Linked DNA regions of Mus musculus: region 1 is linked to region 2. The links are chromatin contacts, found by POLR2A ChIA-PET in ENCODE. All regions are on one chromosome and are shown on one strand. The core of a region is the stretch at or near the end of the contact, and the rest is flanking DNA. Distances in the headings are between cores, read along the strand shown.

Region 1 (6,272 bases), core at 3,156-5,655, 90 kb before region 2:
AGTGAGTCATATGAAAGAGTCAGAAGTCTCAAAACGCCAAACCAGGACCAAAACAAAACAACAAAACTCAAGTGCTTAAAAATGAATATTAGCTGGAACAATGCTTGCTTTTAAGAAACAAATGTTAAATTTATTCCTAAATGCATGTGGATTATGATAGTTATACGGTTGTTCGTGAGAAACAGCTGAGTTAATTCAAATAAAATACTTGGAACGAGGCTCATGATAAAGTACTCAACCATATGTAGCCTGTGATATATAATATTCTTGTTAATCTTCTGTCCAGGGGAAGCCAGTTCATCATAAACCATTTGCAGATGGATGACATCACCTGTTACTGGGAGAACCTCTTGACTGACTATTCCAAATTCCTGTCCTATAATGTAACAAGAAGAAAAGATTATTATCAGATCGTTCCCAGACGTTTGAAAACTGAACTGTAGTATCCATCCCAGGACCAGAATCCTGACAGTGGATCTGAGATGCTCTGTGGTGAAATACCATGATCATGATGCCTGTACCTTGAACACTTTTGGACAAGCCAAACATCCAGTTTTCCTTATCATGTTGAAGCCAGAGGGACTCTTGAGAAAGATCTAGTATGTGTGTAATGAGCAGAAATGAAACAGCTCAGCTCTTTGGAATCATGAGATAAGGCTTTGGAACTGCATTCTAACCATCGTTTTCCTATGATCAGTCACAGCTTGTGCCTCGGGTCATCTACGTGTGTTATCACTGTGAAATGGACTGTGTCCATCTGAAGATGCTTTGTCCTGTTATTTGGAGCAGACCATCCATCGTTTGGAACTAGTACAATACACAAGCAACTCTGAAGTTATTTTAGGTTTGATTCTGTTGCTTTATTTTTATGTAGAAATCCTTTGGAGTTTGTGAAAAATACCACAGCGATTGCTTCCTCTGGAGTCTGAAGGAGGCCAGTGGCTGTGCTCTGTTTTGTAACTGCATAAATTCTCTGGCACTCAGGAGGTTTCCATAATGCCTCAGTGGCATGAGTAACTTCTGCAGTTGGATTTCAGATTCCCATTTTGTGCCTTCATGCCCTTTTTATTCTCTCTGAAGGAGATTAAGAGAAATTTCCCAGTCCTTTCAGGAAGCAGTCTCACTAAAGAACTATGCCTCTGTAATACTAGCACTTCTGAAGCGAGAGGCAGGAAGATGAATTCGTGGCCACCCTCAGCTACACAGGAGTTCAAGGAGAGCCCGGCTACATGAGGTCCTGTCTCACCTTTTGCACATCTTTTATTTTGCCATTTTGAATTTGTAGCAGCAGGATCAGCTCAGTTTGCAGAGACTGCAGTCTTCATATGTGACCATATCATGAAGTGGCAATTTATAGAGCACTCAGCTTTCGCTTTTACTCCGGTATGAGGTTATCCTTGGGCTCCAGCATCACCTCTGAACCTCCTTGGCAGTTGGCGGCTCACATCTGTGTTCTGTGCCACCGTGCTGCTTTGTCGTTACGCGCCTCTTTCCCCCACGCTCTGTACGCTTACTGATGGACGAGAATGACGTTTCTCTGCTCTTGATGTCTCCATTATCAGCACAGTGCCTCACGCAGAGCAGTTACTGAACAGCTATTGGAATGAGTGAGTGGGAATGGATGGATACACTCGCCTGGCCTAACTAAAGTCTATTTTTTAAACTGCTCGGTTGCTTGCTCCAGTGGGGATGAGATACACTGTGAGAAATGGGTCAGTTCAGATCCTTACTTGCCCTGGAGTAGTAAGGAGTATCTGTTTTTAAAAACAACAAAAGTTACTCGGCTCTGACTCTTGCCTGTGTACCTCACTGTAGATGGTATGCGAATGGTGGGTAACAGTATGTCAAGTGTGTGATTTCGAAAATGGTTTGTATGGTCACACTTCTGAAGATTTCTGTTATCATTAATACTGGTTCGGTCCTAAACGTAACCATTGGCTCCTCATTTACTTACTATAGAAAAGACTACTATTGTTTTCAATATAACCGAATATAATATGTTTTGTAAGAGTTGTACTTGGTGAGCCTGGAAAAGAGAACCCATTGACCCAAGAGAAAAGTGACTGTGGGTGGAAAAAGTGGTTGGGTTTGATGAGCAGAACTCAGCTGGGCTGAGGGATAAGCGTTGGTTCTAGACAGAGATGATTGAAACCCTTCACTAATGGTTCCTGTTAGCAAGTCCATGTCCTGAGGATGAGAGAGCTGTGTATGTTAGAGGGTATTTTGACTACATTTTGACTGACAGTATTGCTTTGAGACCCTTCAAGATCAGAGAACAGAGCTGGGCGGTGGTGGCATATGCCTTTATTCCCAGTACTTGGGAGGCAGAGTCAGGTGGATTTCTGAGTTCAAGGCCAGCCTAGTCTACAGAGTAAGTTCCAGGACAGCCAAGACTACACAGAGAAACCCTGTCTCGAAAAACAAAAAACAAAACAAAACAAAAATCAGAGAACAGAAGAGGCGGAGTGTTTCTCTGCTGGTAAAGGAAGGTAAGGTCTGGTAGCTTCGAGAATGTGGGAGGCTGAGTAAGAGAGAGAGTTAAGGTAGAGCGGTGAGATGGACCATCACCAAGGGCCTAGGGAAATTCTCGGTACTAGGTACCAAAGGCAGCTTTTGAGTCTTTGGGGCTAGGATGTAGGTGAGTGGTAGGACACTCGCCTGGCATAGGAGCATTTTCCAGGACCACCTAAATGGAAAAGGGAGCTGAAGAGTTTGTGAAATCTATCTGGTACTAAGGAAGACCTTGTTTGTCTCTACAGGATGTTGGATCCTGGGGACATCTGAGCTATATGTAATGGTTTTTAACATTTTATTTTATGTATTTGAGCACCCTGTCTTCATGCACATCAGAAGGGAAGATCAGATTCCATTACAGATGGTTGTGAGCCACCATATAGTTGCTGGGAATTGAACTCAAGATCTCTCAGAAGAGCAGCCAGTGCTCTTAACCACTGAGCCATCTCTCCAATCCCCATAGGTAAATGATTTTGTTAGTGTTTGCCCAATCTTTGCCCTGTCCTCATTCATGTCGACCCTGATTCTAGAAAGTTCAAGTGCAAAGGATCATTTCCGGGACCTCAAATGTGTCAAAGAAATGCACTCAGCTCTTCTCACAGCTAAGCTAGACAGTCAACACATTCATTTTGTTGGGCTTTCAGGCCCTGGGACCCTAATCCCAGTGACCACCTCTGAAAAATAGACCAAGCAGGCATCAAGCTAGAGCTAGGAATTGGGGTCTGAATAATTCACTCAACATTTAATTACTTCAGGCAAGTGGATCACTGAGATGGAGGCCTGCCTGGTCTTCAGAGCTAATTATGTGACAGCCAGGGCTACACAAGAGAAACCCTATCTTGGACCCTCCTTCCCTCCAAAGAAGATAATTACTTAACATCTACTTCATGGTATAGACTGATTGGTGATTCCTAAGTCCAAATCCAGAGATGAAAGCACAGCTTCAGTCCTCTTGATAGAGATCAGCAAATAGGCAATTATACCACTGCAGTAAATGCTAATGGGGGCTTCATTCACGGCACTTTCCTGAACCTCATCTGTAGAGATGTCCCACAGTCAACTCCCAAATCCTATTACTATATCCTCATGAAAGTTTGTAATCAATCACTTATTTAGGTACTCCGTGGAAGTGACTGTAGAGCACCACCAAGCTGTATATTCATTGTGGTACTTTAACTAGAAAAGAAAAATAGTAGGTGAAAGGGTTTGCAAAGACTATGAGATTTGTGGTAACGACCAATAACTAAATTACACAAAATGATTGGGAATATTTTTACCTTGGTAAACAAGTTTTTTGGTTTTGTCTTGTGTTGAAAGAAACAGGAAATAATAGTTTCAGTTATTAAATGATAATTCTAGATCTTTTGCCTTCTCGGAGCAGTAAGCATACGGATACTTGTAGTGGAGCCCACGTTATGGGGAAAAAAATGCCCACAGCTGATATTTCAAAAATAGTTTTTAAATCTTGGACCTTTTCGGGTGCGCCCTAAGGTTAGACTCTGCTCCGCCCAGGAAGCTCCTCCGGCCCGCCAGGGCGTGGCCTAGAAGCGCATCGCCTACCTCTTTCCCCACTGCGCTTGCAGTGATTAAAGTACTGTCCCCTTCTGCGTGGCCTTCTGCATCTTACATGAGCCATCTCACTTAAGCCCCTGAGCACTTCAAGCTGAGCAGGTCCAGAAGACCAGAGTTACGGGGCGCAAACGCCAAAGGACATCACTGAGATGAAACGAAACGGCCGCCAACTCACTTCCGGGGCTCGACTGATCCCTAACCCTGCGCTACCGAAAGAGCTCTCAGTTCCAGTTTCTACGTCCCGAGCCCCGCCCTCACCCCGCCTTTGCGCGACTAGGGGCGGGGCTTCCGGTCTCCTTTCCGAGAGCTTCCGGAAGTGAGCCGGCTGGGGACCGGATGTGAGGTTCAGTGTCCCCCAACGTGCCGCTAGTGGGCTGTACAGGTCACCCTCTCCCACGGTGCCCGCCGACCCTGGGGTGTCTGTCTCTCTGCGGGTAGGAGGGCGCCATGGGCGCGCCGCCGCCCGCTCCCCGCAGCCGCCTTTGCGGAGCCTGGGGTCCTTTCCCCCGAGTCTTTGCTGCCGGTGCGGTGGCTGCGGATTCCCCAGGCTTTGTGGAGGATCGGGAGCAGCGTTCAGGTGTCTCAGACCCCGGTTCCCTGGAATCCGGATGGGACCGCCTCCGGCAGCTGTTTGCCAAAGAGTAAAAATGTCTCGGGTGTGTGGGGAGGGATGCTCGGGGGACGGCCGCAGCCCGGGCGAGCTCCAGCGCGCGGTCCCTGCGACGCTGAAAGTTCTCTCTGCCCGGATAGTGTCCGACCTGGTTGACATGCAGCCTTCTGAGTCGGATTCACTCAGAGTCACACTCTTAAGACAGTATCGTTCTCGTGAAACCAGTACCCTAACTTTACATATTAGAAAAATTGGATTCATTCGATTATTGTCATGTAGTATCACTGGGAACTATATTGTGAAGTCTACACTAATATTGTTTTTTCGTATTTCGTTTGATTTTTCTTTGTCAGTAATGGCTTTATATACTCCAGAAGCTGGAAGGACAGAGAGAATTGTTAATTTATCATTATTATTTTGCACAAGAAAAAAAAAAAAAACAGTGACAACTGTTCTCCTCCTCCTCCTCTCCGCACCTTCCAGCAGCTCTGCCCCCTTGTTCCCACCTCCATTGTTAAGAACTACTTGTATGTGGGGGTCGGTATTTGGGTATGGGCAGTAGAGTGCACATGCCCTCAGCCAGAGGTGTCAGATTCTCCTGGATCTGGAGTTACCTGGAGTCACAGTTACAGGGGTTCTAAGAACTGAACCCGGATCCTTTGTAAAACTAGTACACGATCTTAGCTGCCAAGCCATCCCTCTAGTCCCCCAACTCTCCTTTTTGAGACAAGAGTTTTGCTGTGCTTGTAGACCAAGCTGGCCTGAAACTCAAAGCTACAATCCATTCTCAACCTCCCAGATTTTGGGATTACAGCCGGGTCTTCTGGGATTCTGGGCCGAGCCTCTCTTTTTTTTTTTTTTTTTTTTCCCTGATGGGGGTTGGTCATCTGCCACAGATGTTACACGCCCAGCTCCATCTCCCTTTGCAGAAGATACTAAAATAAACTATGTGAGGAGTAAATGATTAATCCTGCATTACTTTCACCTGATATTTATTTAACGTTATTCATTTATTAATCAATGGTGAAAGTATCTCTTTTCATGAAGTAGTTTACCATACTACACTGTTATCAAGTGATTATAAATAAATTTGGACAAGGGAGCTGGCAGACTTGTATTTAATAATTCTATTAGTTTCAGCATCTCTTTTTAAAAATTATTTTTATTTTATGTGTATGAGTGTCTTGCCTGTGTGTATGTCTGTGTGCATGTCTGTGTGCCTTCCTGATAACCATGAGAGCTACCTCGTGGGAATGGAATCCAAGCCCTAATGCTGGTAACTGCTGAGCCATTGCTCTGCCCCCATCATCTTTGTTTTAAGAAATAATGTGTTAGTTTTTCTCAGAGGTCCTCCCAAAAGTTTGTATATTTTTGAAAGCTTTTTATTTTGGTTTTTCAAGACAGGGTTTCTCTATGAGTTTCATGGCTATCCTGGAACTCACTCTGTAGACCAAGCTGGCCTCGAACTCAGAAATCTACCTGCCTCTGCCTCGCAAGTGCTGGGATTAAAGGCATGTGCCACCACTGCCAGGCTTTTGAAAGATTTTTGTGTAGTGTGTAAGAGAAAAAATATATA
Region 2 (6,387 bases), core at 3,553-6,052:
GGAACCTGGGGTTTTGTCTATTAGTAACTGACTTACCTAGGCTTGCTTGGACTTGCCCAGTTCTTAGGCCTAGTCTCCTTAACTTCCAGTTTGAAGCCTGTCCTGGGATCAGCCTAGTCTTCCCAGAAGGAGAGACGGACTCCTGCAATCTGACTCCCACACATGTGCTGATCATCTCACACCACATGTACATGCAAGAACACATAAACGTGCACACACATGCACACACGCACACGTGCACATATGCACACACACGTACATGCATGCACACTGGGTGTCATAGGTTAGAACTGTGTTCTTTTAAGGCAGGAGTGGGGTTGAGATTTATCTCCAGAGGACTTATAAGAAAATGGAGATACTTATGGACATCTGATCGTTAATAAAGGAGGCAGAAATACACACTGGAAAAAAGATAGCATCTTCAACAAATGTTGCTGGACAACTGGGTGCCTGCATGTAGAAGAATGCAAACAGATCCATACCTATCACCCCGTACAAAACTCAAGTTCAAGTGGACCAAAGACCTCAACATATAGCCGGATAACATTGAACCCAATGGGAAAGGAAGAGGGGAAAGGCTTTGAATGCACTGACGTGGAAGACAACTTCCACCAGTAGCCCAGGCACCAAGGTAAATAATAAATAGGCCTCAGCAAGATGAAAAGCTTCTGTAAGGCAAAGGACAGAATAAGAAAAGATTTTCTCCAACTTCACATCCAACAGATGACTAATAGCCAAGATATATAAAGAACTCAAGAAACTAAACATTAAAAAAAAACCCAAATAATCAAATTTAAAATGGAATATCAATCTAAACAGAGAATCCTCAATAGAGGAATCTCAAATGACTGAAGAAACACTTAAAAAGGTAACGTTCAGCGTCCTTAGTCAACAGGGAAATGCAGATGGAAACCACTCTGAGATCTTATCTTACTCCTGCCAGGATGACTAAGATCAAAAACACAATAATTGCTCATGGCTGGCGAGGATGTGGAGCAAGGGAATACTCCTCCATTGCTGGTGAGAGTGCAAACTTGTGCATTCATTTGTGAAATCAATATGTGGTTCTTCAAAAAGTTGGGAATCAATCTGCCTCAAGAAACAGCTATACCACTCCTGGACATATACCCAAAGGACATCCATCCTAGCCGGGCGTGGTGGCGCACGCCTTTAATCCTAGCACTTGGGAGGCAGAGGCAGGCGGATTTCTGAGTTCGAGGCCAGCTTGGTCTACAAAGTGAGTGCCAGGACAGCCAGGGCTACACACAGAGAAACCCTGTCTCGAAAAACCAAAAAAAAAAAAAAAAAAAAAAAAAAAAAAAAAAAAAAAAAGGACATCCATCCTACTACAGGGACACTTGCACAGCTATGTTTGTAGTGGCTTTATTCATAATAGTCAGAATCTGGAAACAACCTAGATGTCCCTCAACTGAAAAGTAGATAAAGAAAATGTGGTACACTCCACAATGGAGTATTTCTCAGCTGTTAAAAGGTAACATCATGAACTTTGCAGGCAAATAGGTGCCTAGAAAAAAAAAATCATCATGAGTGAGGTAACTCAGACCCAGAAAGACAAATGTGATATGTATTCACTTATAAGTGGATATTAACTTATATAAATGATAATCAAGCTACAATCCACAGATCCAGGGGGTTAGGCAAAGAGGGGGGCCCTAGGGGGAAGCATGGATCTCCCCGAGAAAGGGAAATAGAATAGATTTTGTAGATGGACTGGAGGTGGGGGTGGGGATGAGAGTGGAAGGGATCAGGTTGGGGGGAGAGAATGCAGAAGAGACACCTAGAATTGGAGGATGTTTGGGGGGTGTTGTGGAAACCGAGTGCAGTGGAAACTCCCTAGAATCTATGAGGGGGACCCTAGTGAGGACTCCTAGTAATGGAGGACACAGAGTCTGAACTGGCCATCTTTTGTAGCCAGGCAAGGCTTCTAGTTGTGGAACTGGTCTGCATTTGGGGGGTAATGGTGGTGCAGAACTTGTGGGAGTGGCCAAATCAAGGTTTGGTTTAACTTGAGGACCACGCCATGAGAGCCCCGTGCCCTATACTGCCTAGATGGCCAAGAAACAATACTGAACTCCTAGAGACCTAGGGTAGAACCAAACCCAATGGGCCAAACAAAACCACAAACAATGAAATGATTGCTAATGACATTCTCCTACACTCATAGATCAGGGCCTTGTCCAGTTGCCATCAGAGAAGCTTCCTCTGGAAGTAGATGGGAGCAGGTGCAGAGAAATACAGCCAGACATTCGTCAGAGAGAAAGTCTCAACTGGAGATCTCCGGAGAGCTGGGAATCCCAGGGAGGAGAGTGAGGAAAGACTATAGGGTCAGAGGGATGCAGGACACCAGGAGAACCTGGCTCATCTGCCAAGGACCAGCCTAGGCTTGCGGAGGGGTTCTGAGAGAAAGGGTGTCTGGGAGCGGCGAAAACAAACAACTTGAAGTCAAATCGTGGGTCCAAGCTGGTGGCCTATGCTATGCCTGAGACAGTTTTCCAGCCTGCTTTCTCTCCGTTCTGCTTTTTTTCTTTCTCTGATCTGCTTTCTCTGGAAATCTCTAGACAGCTCCCCCTCCCTCTCCACATTATGCTTGAAACAGTTTTCCAAGCAATTCTTTCTTGCCGTTCTAGGCAATCCTCTGGGTAGCGCTGCTCCTACAGATCATAAACCCACTCTGTTATTTTACATATTAATCTTGTGATTTACTCTGGGTTCCCTTTTAATTACCCTATGAATCAGCATCTAGTGACCCAGCCTAAAGATTCTTAGGAAACTGCAAGAACACATTTCTTTTAATATTGCAAAACAATTCAGAGATATGCCTGCCTAGGTTAAGAACAGATGGTAAGGTAGCCCGGTGGGACTCTGTCCTTAAATTAACATTTCTACCACTCATCAGCCTGGACTGGCTGTGTCCCAGACTGACCTTGAACTCAGGAATCTGCCTACCTCCGTATATGCCTGCCTTTGTATCATTCTGACAAGCTAGCACATAGTGTGTTTCCTTTAGTTTCGTGAAGCCTCTCATAATTCATATTGTGTCCTTGTATTTTGCACAGTTGAGAAATTATATATTTTGAACTCATGTTTTAAAAGTCCTTTCCACAGCCTTAAGGGCTGTCCTGAAGGTCCCAGCCTTTACCATTTTGCTAAGACATGGACACACCTTCACCTTTGGACTTGTCCTCTCAGATTATCATGGAATCATTAATGTTAACAGGGAGGACATTCCTTAAAGGAGGAATGTAAGGTATGTACATTATTATACAAACAAGCCTTAGGCCCATGGCAGCCATCAACATTCATAGAGGCTCAGATGTGCTGGCCTTGTCTCAGAGGCAGGGACCATGTTATTCTGTCCCCTCCAAGGCCATGCTGGGCTTGGCACTCACTCAGTCAACTAAACAGGACTTAAAAGAGCGAAACACCAAGCTTGGGGCCTGCATGCATCTGCACCAGGCCCTCTGCATATACATACGTCATGGCCGTCAGCTTGGTGCTTTTGTGGGACTCCTAACACTGGATCTGTGACTCATTTGCCTGTCCTTGAGACTCTTTCCCTTATTTTGGGTTGCTTTGTCTAGCCTCGATATGAGGGCTTTTTGCTTTGTCTTATTGTCATCTTGCTTTGCTCCATTTGGCTGTCATCTCTTAGAGGCCTTCTGAAGAGGAAAGAGATGGGGAGTAGATCTCAGGGAACGAGCATGTGGGGAAGAGCTGGGGGGAGTGGAGGGAGGAAAAAATGGTCAGGAATTATTGCATAAGAATCTACAATAAAAATAAATAAAAAAAAAACAACAAATGAAAATGGTGGCTTTCTATGGACTCTGGAACTGGAAGGAAGAGACAACAGTGGGTAGGAGATTCATTCTTCACCATAAATTTTCATACATTTCAAATTTTACTTCGTGTGTGTGTGTGTGTGTGTGTGTGTATGTGTGTGGCAGAGATCCATGTCTGCTGACTTCTACTATCTTTCAAGACAGAGTCTGTCACTGAACCAGGTACTCACAATTGCTAGGCTGCCCATGGATACACCCAGGGCAGTGGCTCTGTTCTGGTATAACCTGTCCAGCTCTAACCCCCTACCCGGTATCACCTTTGTACGCTCTGGATGTTCCCGGACAGGGCTGGAAAGCATGTGTGCCAACAGCACTCCTTCACAAAGCTACTCTTCCGAAAGATGATGCTTGCCTGCTTCCGGCTCTCCGCCTTGTAATGGTGTGCTCCTGTTGCAGGAACACTGACCCAGGAAGGGCCCTGCCCTGCTCTAGCCTGCAAAAATATCAGATTCTGTGGTCTCCACTACCCCTGGAGTGAGGTGGCAGCACGAGAGGACAGACTCCCTGGCTCCAAACCCAGGCTAGACCACATCCATCAATAGTGTTCCCACGTCACTCACATCTCCTGCTCTTGGTTCTTTACCTGTGAGCTCAGGCATCAAGATGTCTCTTCTCTTGGGTTGGACTTGACTTCCTAACCTCGAGAGGCTGTGGAAGGCAGCAGTACTTTGCAGAAGCAAATTGGATCTCCCTTTACTCTGTCCCATAAACGTACCCATACGTGTGTCATTGGCTGCACACCGGGTGAGGTTCCCTAGGGATCCAAAAGTGAAAGAGCTTTCCAGCCTCCAGCTGCTCAGTATCCCAGGGACAAATATGTCCACAGAAATTCCATTACGGTGAGAGTTTTGTAACCACTGGGAGATGAAAGGCTGCCTTGGGCCATCACTGAGATTTCATAATGGGAAAAAGTCACTTCCTGATCTTCTTTGGTGCAGAGAGGAAGAACGGTATGTTTCAATGTCCCCTGCTTAAAAAAAAAAAAGTGGGAAGGTTGGCTCATTTTCATTGAGAAGAGGAAACTGAAAACTCCAGAGGTTAAACAAATAGGAAGGTTTATTTATTTATTTATTTATTTTACAAGCCACAGAGCCAGTTAATGATTCCTAAGTCCCAAGTGGGTGTTACATGTTTGCTTGAAGGCTGGGCCATGTGACATCCCAGGCTTGGGGACTCTCCTTCATTCTGGCTCCAGGACTCCAGCTCCACGATGCGTCCTGGCCTCTGGGAGACATGCTTCTGGTTGTGGGGACCACTTTTATGGCTCAGCATTGGAAGTTCAGGTAAGCCAAGGGCTTGGGTGGAACCTTATTTCTTAAACTGTCCTCTTACACAGCACTGACTTTGGAAGGTCCCCTAAAAGTTCTTTATCTCTGGCGGCGATTTTAAAAGAAAGGGGAAAACCCTCTTATCATAACGGGAATTAGTGGTGAGACCAGTGCCTTCTTGGGACACCAAAACTGAACTTCCCCCATCTCCTGACTCATTTTTCTAAAATCCGAATTATAACCCTTTTCACCTTGTTCAAGCCAAAGTGACTGTAACAAAAATTACCTTTGACTAACTCTCAATATTAATTTTCATCCTACTAACGGCTACTGTTTTCTATGTAGTTACTTTTTAAATTTTTTTTTTCAAGACAGGGTTTCTCTGTATAGCCCTGGCTGTCCTGGAACTCACTCTGTAGACCAGGCTGGCCTCAAACTCAGAAATCCACCTGCCTCTGCCTCCCAAGTGCTGGGATTAAAGGCGTGCGCCACCACACCCGGCTGTAGTTACTTTTAAGTTTGCCAAACTAACTTTTGGGAAAGTTCAAGAACATTTTTGTCATACACACACACACACTCGCACACATGCACTCACATATGTATGCACACACACACCTCACAGGCCTGCACACAGGCAGAACAATCAGAAGGGTCTCGTGTCTCCACCTCCCAACCACAGACTGCTTTTCTGTCCTCCCCTAAGAGGGTTCCCATCTCTCAGCTTCTGAACGCCCACCGGGACTTGCTCAGACAGCGCTATTTCTAGCCTTTGCCTCTTGGGAGGGGTCTTTCCTCAAAGCAATTCACTGCCCTGCTCAGCATTTCCAAATGTGTTCCAAAGTCCGGATCACACAGATCTATTCTCTCCTTACACCCTAGGCAGCTTTTCCTCGGCTTCCTGTGGGGTTTTTGTCTCCCTTGGTTGTTTGTTCCTATAAGGGGTGGGTCTGGGGCTCCAGTCTCTTGCGTACATTTAGTCCATGTAGGACAGGCTTAGTGAATGGTACTGCACCCCTGCCCAGTGAGCAGCAATGAACTGGGGGAGTACACGCTGAGCCGGCAGACATGGATTAAGTATATCTATCTGTCTTTGTGTTTAGAACTTTGAGGAAGTGACTTTTCTTTATCTGTCCTTGGAGACTGTCCTTACCAAATTGGGATGCTGTCAAGGACTACAGGAAGTGCGTGCACAAACTGGACCTGTAACAGTCGCTTATATTCGGGTGATTGTATTTATTATTAGTGAATAGTTGATGGGA

The links. ChIA-PET counts read pairs that join two places held with the same protein, here RNA polymerase II (POLR2A).
Region 1: POLR2A ChIA-PET joins it to region 2 with 16 read pairs in Patski. The contact joins the promoter of Timmdc1 here to the promoter of Pla1a in region 2. POLR2A ChIA-PET finds 5 or more read pairs at or near these places in 2 of 5 experiments (Patski and embryonic stem cell).

The regions. Positions count from the first base shown.
Region 1 is chr16:38,520,796-38,527,067 of GRCm38, reverse strand. It overlaps Timmdc1 (translocase of inner mitochondrial membrane domain containing 1), which reads left to right and starts at 4,405. Exons shown (of 7, transcript NM_024273.2): 1 at 4,405-4,727. The coding sequence starts at 4,534. It overlaps Poglut1 (protein O-glucosyltransferase 1), which reads left to right. Exons shown (of 11, transcript NM_172380.4): 11 at 287-2,010. The coding sequence ends at 443.
Region 2 is chr16:38,431,560-38,437,946 of GRCm38, reverse strand. Pla1a (phospholipase A1 member A) reads left to right here and starts at 4,802. Exons shown (of 11, transcript NM_134102.4): 1 at 4,802-5,143. The coding sequence starts at 5,071. Gm36333 (a long non-coding RNA gene) reads right to left here and starts at 4,731. Exons shown (of 2, transcript XR_384843.4): 1 at 4,444-4,731.